Linked DNA regions of Mus musculus: region 1 is linked to region 2. The links are chromatin contacts, found by Hi-C or POLR2A ChIA-PET in ENCODE. All regions are on one chromosome and are shown on one strand. The core of a region is the stretch at or near the end of the contact, and the rest is flanking DNA. Distances in the headings are between cores, read along the strand shown. Region 1 overlaps Pitpna (phosphatidylinositol transfer protein, alpha). Region 2 holds the start of Ywhae (tyrosine 3-monooxygenase/tryptophan 5-monooxygenase activation protein, epsilon polypeptide).

Region 1 (5,511 bases), core at 464-2,963, 110 kb before region 2:
TCCAAAATGGCCAGGTTTACATACTCCTGTATATTTTGGAAAACAAAACAGAACAAGAAACTATCCAGCAGACAGACTTTATCTTGTCTATAAGATTCTCCCACACTCCACACCAGCATTTTCAAGAACTACCGTAGCTGGGCATGGTGGTCAGCTTCGTATACAGAGTGAGCTGGTGCAGGCCAGCCAGGGTTGCATAGAAACACCCTGTTTCACAGCGACAAAAAGAACTGGCATGAAATGCCCTCTCATGAAAACTTTGCCATTTCCTCCTCCTCACCTCCCTTTCCTCTTCGCCCATCCTCTCTTCCAACCCCATCCCCACTATTCTCAGGATTACAAGGCAGAGGAAGACCCAGCAAAATTTAAATCTGTCAAAACAGGACGCGGACCTTTGGGCCCGAATTGGAAGGTACAAGTCACACCCTTGCCACCAGGGGGCAGGCACATTGTGGGTGGGCCTCTCCTCTTGGAGGAGGGTGTGCATGGGGTTCGGACCACCTGAGATCTTTTACTTACCAACCTGCTTCTGGGTGTTTTTCTACTGCAGCAAGAACTTGTCAATCAGAAAGACTGCCCATATATGTGTGCATACAAACTGGTTACTGTCAAGTTCAAGTGGTGGGGCTTGCAGAACAAAGTGGAAAACTTTATACATAAGGTAAGTTTGCAGGATGAGGCCTTTCCATGTGTCTGTGTTCTGAGACCAGTTGGTCCCAGTAACTGACCTGTTCCTCGGTCACTAGCACTGGAGTCTTGGGTTTGCTCGCTAGGCTCTCCCTTGCACATACTGTTCTACATTTTAATTCTGTCCCTCTACGGGCAGCACATGTGACAAGGAAAGAAACGGAGGTGAAAGAAGAAAACAGGAAAGGCTCTGCTATGCTTGAACTACACAGAAAACAAGTTTTCCTTTTTAATCCAGAAGGCAAGAGGCACTGTGAGCCAAACTCCCAAGTGTCCCAGGGTACAGAACTGGACAGACTTAAGCGTCTTAATTCTCACATGTGTTAGAATCACACTTTTGGGCCACATTTTATACCTGCTGGCTAGTCATAACCCACCCGGCATTAGGTACCAGAGACTGTAGAGAATTTGGCCAGATCTCATGAGCAGCCTGTTTTGGTAGTATTTGGGACAAAGGGCTCACCTGTAAGGTGGATGGCCATCCTTACTGGAACACTAACCTGCCAGAAACAGTTTGGCAAAGGTCACTGACCTGGGTGTGATCCAGATAAGGCAGCGAGGCATCACTCTTCCCCTCCACCCAGTAAACTGTGAATCCTGGGGAGGAATGCAGAGGGGCCTTTCCTCTCCGCTCTCTGACTGGTTTCCCTTCTCCTCATAGCAAGAGAAGCGTCTGTTTACAAACTTTCACAGGCAGCTGTTCTGTTGGCTCGATAAATGGGTTGATCTGACTATGGATGACATTCGGAGGATGGAAGAAGAGACGAAGAGACAGCTGGATGAGGTGAGCCGGATGCCAGGGGACTCATAAGTGTGTGACTGTCAAGGAGACTGGGACTTGGACACATCTAAAGGCCATCAGCCAGTTGTTCTAAGAACAAGCCTGGCTCTGTTGTGGATAAGGTTACTGCCAGGCAGTATGGGAACTATAAGGAGAACAGTCTGTGCTCGGGAATACAGTGTGGCTGAGGTCTTGGCACAGGCACAGAGACAAATATGGTAGTCTGCACCTGATGCCAAGTGAGTAATTCGCCCGCTGCAGTGACTCTTCAGTCAGCGTGGGGGATGGTGCTAGGCCTTGGAACTTGAGGTGACCGTGGAGCCAGGCAGGTTCAGCTGATCTACCAATACACTGGAGTGGACAGCCACAGCACAGCCACACACAGGCATTGCTCTGTGTGGTTGTTGTTCCAAACTATTTTGCAGGTGAGAGGATTTCTTTGTTTTTGGTTTTTATTTTTGTTTAGGTATTTTGGTTTTGAGCTTGGCATTGATCCCAGGAGGAGAGCAGTTTGCTTTCTGAGAGCCTAAAGACCCAGATCCTTGTTTACTTAAGGAATAAATAAAGTCTTCCCCCAGAAGTCCATTTAGGAGGCTGCTCAGTGAAAACCAGCAGGCACCCTCTTTGCTCTTGCTTGTGCGCTGTCTCACAGTGTAAGAGGCATCTTCAGCTGAGGCAGGTGAGGCTCAGCACGGCTCTACTGCAGCCTGCAGGTGACAGTCAGTCTTAAGAGCCCAGTGCTGCCGGGCGTGGTGGCGTACGCCTTTGATCCCAGCACTTGGGAGGCAGAGGCAGGCAGATTTCTGATTTTGAGGCCAGCCTGGTCTACCGAGTGAGTTCCAGGCCAGCCAGGGCTGCAGAGAAACCCTGTCTCGATAAAACAAAAACAAACAAACAAAAAAGAGCCCAGTGCTGTCTGGCTTAGGGCCACAGCTCTTGATCTACATGCCCATGGGGGTCCTGCCCTCCTAAGCAGGAAGCTCTCATCTTTTTAAGGTATGCCTGAATGCCCATTAGAGGACATGCTTTCCAGCTGAGGGCCTGCCTCCAGTGCTGCTGTGCCCACCACACAGATGTTCCATACTTCAGTGCTAGGTTAGGGCAGAACCTGGGCCCAGAGCCCTTCTTCCTCCAGAGCCTCCCAGGGAAGTTTCTACCTTCTGGGAAGACATTCCTCCCAGGCTGACTCACTGGGAAGTGGTGTGCAAGTTAGTTCCTGCTGAAGGCGGATGTTTTAGTTATTCATTCAGCTACCTAAAACTGAAGGGCAAGTGGCAGGATTTGGAGCACAGCCCCTGATTCTTTCGGAAGAATCCTCAGGAAGTTGTAGACCTAAGTCACATTGCTAATTCTGTTTGCATGAGAAAGAGGCTTGAATCCTCAGGTCTTAATAGTCCTACTCTCCCCTGCTCCCTGCAGAAGTTAGCAGATGGAGTATTGTAATCAGGGTTTGACAGGGACTCTCAAGTCACTCTCTGCCTAGTAGTGCCCAGCATAAAGTAATTGGGTTTCCTGGAAGCATTACAGTTCTTTGTCTGTTCTCTGGAGCTGTTAGCATGGGTAAGAAAGGTTCCTGGTTTAAGCACAGCACCAATAAATAAAATAAAATAAGTAAGTAGATAAATAAGTAGATTAATAAATAAAGTGGTTCCCAGCACTCAGGAGGCAGAGGCAGGCGGATTTCTGAGTTCGAGGCCAGCCTGGTCTACAGAATGAGTTCCAGGACAGCCAGGGTTATACAGAGAAACCCTGTCTCAAAAATAAATAAATAAATAAATAAATAAATAAATAAATAAATGAATGAATGAATAAATAAATAAATAAAGTGGTGCTGTAGTTCTGGGGAAAAGTATCCAAACAATCATAGGACTCTGCCTTCCTCATGGTCCAAACTTGGTAGTCCTTAGAGTCAGGGCTTTGCTTGGAACGTGTGCCCACTCCTGCATGAAATGACACTCCAGTATGTAAAGCGTTGTGCAGTAGTTTAGACAGACACTCACTATTCACCAGGGAAGGGTGGATACAAGGGACCTCTTTGGAATTAGAATTTTAAAACTAACTTGTAATGGAAGAGAAAGAACCAAACCCATGTCATTGTAGAATATGTTTTAACCTCTAGCAACTGCTCAGGCCCTCATGCGCTAATGTGAGCCCTGGCTTGTTTTTCTCTCTTGTCTAAAAATATAGTCGATGGGCTGGGATATGGCTTGGTGGTAAAGCACTTAAGTGTCTAGCAGGCACAAGACCGAGTTTCTTAATACCATGCATACAAAGCTTTAAAAAGTTTTTACTGTTGTTTTTAAAAAAGACAGGGTGTGTCGTCTAGTCTAACCTCAAAGTCTTTATGTAGCCAAGGGTCACCTTGAGTTTTCAGTCCCCCTGCCTTTACCTTCTGAGGGCTAGGGTTACAGCATGCATCATGCTGCTCACTCTCTGCAGTGCTGAGGATCCAATCTAGGGCTCTGTGCATCCTCAGCAGACACTCTTCCAGCTGAGCTACATCCCCAGCCCAAAAGACTTTTATTTTGTTTTTCTGATTAAGATTCTGTAGTATCAGCCAGACAGTGATAGCACACACCTTTAATCCTAGCACTCAGGAGTCAGAGGCTGGCTGATCTCTGAGTTCAAGGCCAACAACCAAGGCTGTACAGAGAGAATCTGTCTTAACAAAACAAAAAGTAGAAAGAGGAAGAAAAAGAAGAAGAGGAAGAAGATTCTGGAGTATTTTCTTTCCTATTGTGGGTCTGGCCCCTCTCCCACCTGTTCCTTTGTGGTTAGCTGAAAGCTGCCTGACATCTCTGCTCATGCTCTGCCCAGGAGGCTGCTGGGAACTGATCTGCCTAGGGTTATTTCTTGCCTCTGAAAGTGGAAGACTTTCTGACTGCTAGCTCTCTATTAGAATTTAGTTTAGGTTTTGAAGTCTGAAAAGGTTACCCAGAGATTACACAAATTTCTCTGTAATGAAGTACCTAACAGACACCACATCTGGAGTTCACAGTTTTGAGTTAGGGTGAATTTGTGTTTCGAGGAGCAGGCCAGTAGGAGAAGCCATTCTGTACTGGGCTCAGTTGCTGGGGTGGACGAAAGAGAACATGCACTCCAGCATTTTAGGCCGGTGAGTGGCTCAGTAAGTAAAGGCTCCGCCTGCGAGCCTGACGCCCAATGTTGGGGTCTCCCTGGAGAGAACTGACTCTCACAGAGGAGCCTCTGCTCTAACTCTGAGCCATGACACACACAGATGTGCACACACACTTAGTTCCACATAACATCCACAGAAGCAAGCTCTCATCTTAATTTCCTCTGACCTCACAGAGCTCTGTCTCAGAGCAGACCATCTGGAATACCGGCCGGAGTATTAAAACACAGTCATAGCTTTATTTTGAAATACAATATAATTTCTCAGGACTGCTGTGATATTTAAGTGTCAAACAAACACTGAAGGACATGCCTGTAACCCTGACATTTGGGAAAGTGAAGGAAAATAATAGTAAAACTCTGAGCTGGGAGACAGGGTCATGAGAGCCATCTAAGTTTGAAATGACCCAAGTCTCTAGTCATGTGAGCCTCCTCCCCGCCAGCAGGGTCTCCAGGCTTCAGATTCCCTATGGTGTGAGGACTGTGGCATGCACCATCAGTGGTTTTACATAGGGAGTTCTAGATCTCCCACCGTTACACAGTGACAGCCTGTCCCAAAAAACAAAACAGAACAAAACAAAACAAACCCATTCATGTCATATAGGCCTCAAGAGACAGGAAATACACATTCTTAGGACAGTTTACTATAAGCTTAAAACAATGAAACAATGAATTATTTCAGCAGGACCCCTTCCTTGTCCCTTGACAGGAAGGGAAGTAGCCACATTCTTTGATAGGAAGTTGCATCTTTTTTTTTTTTTGAAAAGTTTTTTTTTAGATTGACTTATTATGTCTATGAGAGTTTTGCCTGCATGTATGTATGTGCACCACAAGCATAAGGGTTATAAGCTGCCATGTGGTTGTTGGGAGTTGAGCCTAGGGCCTCTGCCAAGAGCAACAAGTGCTCT
Region 2 (5,228 bases), core at 1,067-3,566:
ATTTTTTGAGGCAGGGTCTCACACTGTAGCACTGGGTGTCCTGAAACTTGCTCTGTGGCTGGGCCTGAAACTCAAGAGGTCCAACTGCTTTTCCTCCCAAGTGTGCCACTATCCCTGGCCTTCCTGTTTGCTTTAAAGACATAGTCTTATCCTTTTTCTGGGGCTGGCCTGGAACTGGAACTATGTAACCAAGGCTGGCCTCAAGCTTATGGCAATCCTCCTGCCTCAGCCTCTCAGTGCTGGGATTATAAGTGTGAGTTACCATATTCAGCTCTGTATTTCTTTTATGTTACTGGTACTGTTGCTCATTCCTTTGACAGGGTGGGAAGGTGGGAAGTCAAGTTTTATTTCACATGGCTGGTCAGCTACAAAGTCCTGTGGCCTCTCCGTGATGCTATTCTTGTCTGTCCTTTCCTCTCTGTCCAGAGGCTAGTATCGATTACTTTTGCTTATATTTTGTAATATGATAATTTACCATTCTTGTTCATTACTGCTATGCAATGTTTTCTTTCTCCTGTTGGCATATTTTTTGTCTATTTTACTGGGTTTTTATATCTCTACCTCCCCTTCCAACCCCCCCCCCCCCAACACTAGGTAGGAGAGAAAGAAGGGGAAAGGGAATATAGACCTCTAAAGGCTACTTCCTGCTCACTGGGGGCATCGGGGTCCTTGGGGCAAGTCTAATCTTTGTCGTCAGGGTATCTCTAACTTCTTGTCTCTTTGCTTATGGCCATTTGACAAACTGCAACAAAAGCAACCAGGAGCAGCAGCCTTCTTCTTTGGAGTGCCCCTGTTCCCCTCTGGGCTCTGGCATTTATTTATCTCCTCTCCAGAGTCTCCAGAAATCCAAACATAAACTATCCGCAGCTGGCAAGACCACAGCCCTGCTAGTGCACAAGGTAAATCCTAGTCACCTGCTTCGAAGCCGCCTCTTATCCCACGCCTGGGATTAAAACGCAAACACATTCACAGACCATAGCTGGGTTTTTGAAGAAACCAAAACTCTCACCACCAGCTCCTTTCTTTTTGTGTTTGTGTTTCGAGGTAGGGTATTTTTAGTCCAGGATGGCCTGGAACTTGTGGCAATCCTTGTCTCTGCTTCCACAGTGCTGGAATTACAGGCGTGAACCACCGCTTCAGTAAGTACGGAATACTTTTCTTAAGTACAATTATGACGATGTCACCTTCCACTCAGAATCATCAAAACAGCTTGCCCAGATAGGACTATAACTCAGTGGCAAAACACACGGTGGAAGCTGTGGGGGTCAGTCTCCAGCGTTTGGACAAAACAATTCCTGTCCGTTCACAGACTAAGATGCAAACCTCTGGGCGTGTGACCTCAGGCCTTGATCCCAACCTTTTGATTTCACACTCATTTTGAGGCCCTTTTTCTGCATGGCTCAGCAGCAAGCTGATATTGAGTATAAGATGTTGAAAATCCATAAGGAAGCAGACTAGGCGTGGCCATTGCAAGTGAAGCAATCCCCATGGAGGATTATTTATTTCTAACTCATCAATGTCAATTTGCCCTTACACACCTCAGGTGCACCTTGCACTCCAAGTGAGGCAAGCCACTATGTCTCCTTTTTCCCTCGAGTGAGGGTTTCCCTTAACTAGCTGAGATTGACCACTTTTTCTTTTTTCTTTCTTTCCTTTTTTTTTTTTTTGAGATGGGGGTTTCACAATGTAGCCCTGGCTGACCTGGAATTTGCTTTGTAGATGGGACTTGATCCAAACTCGATCCTTGCGCCTCTACCTCACTAGTGTTGGAATTAAACACACTCACCTATGCTTGAAGCAAAACCAGAGATTTTAAACAAAAGTCCTATCTACGATAGGCCAAAGAGATAAAATATGGCTGGAGGGGAGAAGAAAATGCTTAAAGTATGGAAGCAAGGGAGATGATGATGCGTGAAAACTCGAGCTTTCCCTTCTTGTCCTTGTCAATTCTTTAAATTGGATGAGAAAAATGTGCTAGAATGCACAGGGCCGGTTGATCTTCAACGAGGAAGGCCTGCCGTAGCAAGAACCCATCAAGCCTGTCGCTCTGTCCCCCACAGGCCAGCCCGCGGTCGCCCCGCACGGGCTTCTGGCTAACTCCCCTCCCGCAGTCTAGGCCGACCTCGCCTCCAGCCGCTCCAGGGGCCGTTCTCCGTCGCAGTCGCAGTTCCCGCCTCGCCACAGGGCCGCCCGCTGTGCCGACGGAGGAGGGGCGTCTGTCGCGCTGGTTCCAGCCTTTTCTGGCGCCGAACTCCGGGATCCGCCCCCCCCCCCCCCCGCGCCAGTTGCCAGGGAGCGGTTGCCATAGAGCTGAGCAGTTGTCCGCGTGCGCAGGCGGAAGTCCCGGATTGAGGCGCCGCCATTTTTCCTGCTCGGACGCGGAGCGAGAAGCTGAGAGAGTCGGAGACGCTATCCGCTTCCATCCGTCGCGCAGACCCTGCCGGAGCCGCTGCCGCAATGGATGATCGGGAGGATCTGGTGTACCAGGCGAAGCTGGCAGAGCAGGCCGAGCGATACGACGGTGAGTCGGGGGGGTGTCGGGGGGCTGGAAGTCTCGGACCCTCCGCCGCCGCCCACAGAGGCCGGGAACCGGAGACAAAATGGCGGAGCCGTCTCGGAGCCCGGCTTGGGACGTGGGTCGGGAAGCAGGCCGAGGCCTGCGGGCTCCCGGCGCGGTGGGAGTCCCCGGGCCTAGGGATTTGACCCCTCCGGTGTCCTTAGCTTGCAGGCGCTCGCCCGCCAGCAGGCCGGGGCGGAGGGTGGAGGAGTTGGTTGTAAAATGGCGGCTGGAGGGGGAGGGCGAGTCCCCGGGCGGGGGAGGGGGGAGGAGATGGCGGGTGCCGGCTCCCGGCGTGCGATCCCCACGGGAGCCCTCGGGAACCGCGGCGGGGTGTGGAGGAGGACACTTGGGTGGGGCGATGTGAGGAACGGTACCGGTCGCTCGGGAGAGGGCGGCATCGAGGAGCTGTAGCGCTAGGCGCCTTTCGGGGAAATATGGCGGGTGGGGGCGGTGGCTTTTCCCCTGAGGCCCAGTGTGGGGCGGCGGCCGTGGAGCCTCACAAAGGAGAAGCCTCTGGAACGGACGGCTTCTCGGGGCCGGCGGTGGAGAGGAGTCTTCTGGTGAGGGTGGAGTGTTTGGAAATCACTGCAGAGCCTCCCTCCTTGGGTGGAGGCGAGCTGAGATGCTGCGATTGGATTTCTTCCTTTGGGCCGACACACCTTGGAGTTGAGAGTTTGGGGGGCTTTTTAGCCTCGCCTTCTTCCGGGGAGGTGCAGAACCTCACTCCTACCCCGTTTGTTCTTACCCAGGATATCCTAAAGTTGCTGCGGGTTTTTTTTTTCCCCCTTCTGTCCCCATCCTTCATAGGCACGGAGTTCTGATGGCTAGAATACAGGAGACCAGGCTTGCCAGGATTCCTTAGTACGAATTTCCCTTTGCAGAGTCAGTGCCTCAGTTTACCCGTTTGTAAAATTGACGACTGTACTATTCACACTCGTCATTATGAAGTATGGAAAGACCTGCTGAGAAATGGTTAATTCAAATAATGTTTAGTAGCACTTTGGGTTGACAACCCAAGTTCGGGTGGAATGCATGCTCTTCCTTGGCTTGGGGAGCTTTACCTATTTTGAGCACTCAGTTGAGGCTTGGGGAGTTTGAATTAGGAATGTAGAAGATTGTAGTTTTTCTGTTTTATGATTTCATTGTTACATGATTGGGGCTCAAACCCAGGATTGCATGCAAGCAAGACAAGTGCTCAAATACTGTGCTACACCACAGCTCTGTTTTATCCATTTTAAGAGAATGGTTTTATATATATGTATATGTGTGTGTGTGTGTGTACACACACACACACAAATTTCAATAGTTACTCTTCTGTTAATTTGACACACACACACCCCACCTGCAGGTGATGGAGACTAGACCCTAGTACATGCTAGATTCTCAACTTAGCTCCTGCTAATTGCAGTCTAGTTTTTTTTTTTTTTTTTTTTTTTTTTTCTGAGAATTTCATTGACATATCTACTGTGTTTGTGAAGTGTAACTAGATATTTGAGTTAGGCAATAGGCCATTAAACTAGTATTTAAAAATGAAAAGTCACACACATGGTTCCTGTGATTTAATTAATTGCAGGTGTAGTTCTGGCTGTTCTGAAACACTATGTAGACCATACTGGTCCTGAACTCAGAGATCCGTCTCCGCCTCCCTGTGTGCTGAGATTAAAGGCATGAATACTAAGGCTAGGTCCTGTGAGTTCAATGTTTGGGAAGTGGTAGGGTCCAATGAGACAAGATTGGAATTAAGTGTTCCTCATGTTTTTTCCATGTTAGTTAAAACATTTGCTTTTTCAAATGTTAGGTCAGACCCTTTTCCTTGAATGGCAGTTTCTCCTGTGGAAGCTTTTGAACCACCAGTCCTTAGTCTTTGCCAAAGTCACAGGCCCAGCATTTGGAAAGTAGAACAGCAGACCTCAAAACCTCCAATTTAGGAAAGACGCTGAACTACATTTTGTCTTGCAGATTTCAGTTTGTAGTGAGTTGGGCTCCTGTTGGGAGCTGGAGGAGGTGGGATGGGGAAATAGGAGTGCAGCTCCAGGTGAGCTTGTCTGTCCCGGGAGAGTACTGGAGGTTTCCCCTCTCGATCCCAGAAGAGGTCCCCCCCTTAATCTGTGTCCTTGGGAGGAAGCATGAAATTAATTTGAAGACTGGTGACTTAGGCTTTATGTAAATATAATAACCCTCCCTCCCCCCCAAACGAGGTATGAGGGGAAGCTTTCTGATTTGCTTCTAAAAGTCATTTTAAAAAGGGATTTGCAAACATGATTGTAGCTTCCAAATAAATGACAATTTTTAAATCATACTTGGGGTTTGAATGATGAGAATTTTTGAGCAAAGCTTGGCCTTGTTGGCTATTGAGTACAGTGTTCTAGAAAAGCCATGTGGTGACTGTACTTAATGAGGGAAGGAAACTGGAAGCACTCCTGTGATTTGGCCTAAGAAAGGAAATCAGTAGAAAGGGAGAGGAAGAAGGCAGTCACAGAAAGTGATCACTCCTACTGACTGGTAATTCATTTTTATTAGTGTAACAAAAATTGATTATAGTCACTGATTATAGTAGTAACCACTTAGTAAATAAAATGCCAAGGGTAGTGAAAGAATGCATCGCAACCCTGAGTTTTAGATACTATGTAAATGTTGGCTTTTAATTGCCTGCTCTTTTTTTTTTTAA

Evidence for each region. Hi-C counts contacts between places; a loop is a spot of excess contacts on that map. ChIA-PET counts read pairs that join two places held with the same protein, here RNA polymerase II (POLR2A).
Region 1: POLR2A ChIA-PET joins it to region 2 with 13 read pairs in Patski. The contact joins the enhancer-like site here to the promoter of Ywhae in region 2. A Hi-C loop is called at or near these places in 1 of 37 maps with a recorded cell type or tissue (T-helper 17 cell). POLR2A ChIA-PET finds 5 or more read pairs at or near these places in 3 of 5 experiments (Patski and embryonic stem cell).

The regions. Positions count from the first base shown.
Region 1 is chr11:75,618,906-75,624,416 of GRCm38, forward strand. It overlaps Pitpna (phosphatidylinositol transfer protein, alpha), which reads left to right. Exons shown (of 12, transcript NM_008850.2): 8 at 335-412; 9 at 551-661; 10 at 1,349-1,471. Among named protein-coding and RNA genes, the nearest start is that of Inpp5k, 9.4 kb to the right of the region's middle. Within about 2 kb of position 1,714, at least 3 of the 3 ENCODE cell types and tissues checked have a DNase peak (open chromatin) inside an H3K27ac peak, as active enhancers do.
Region 2 is chr11:75,730,571-75,735,798 of GRCm38, forward strand. Ywhae (tyrosine 3-monooxygenase/tryptophan 5-monooxygenase activation protein, epsilon polypeptide) reads left to right here and starts at 2,317. Exons shown (of 6, transcript NM_009536.4): 1 at 2,317-2,521. The coding sequence starts at 2,458.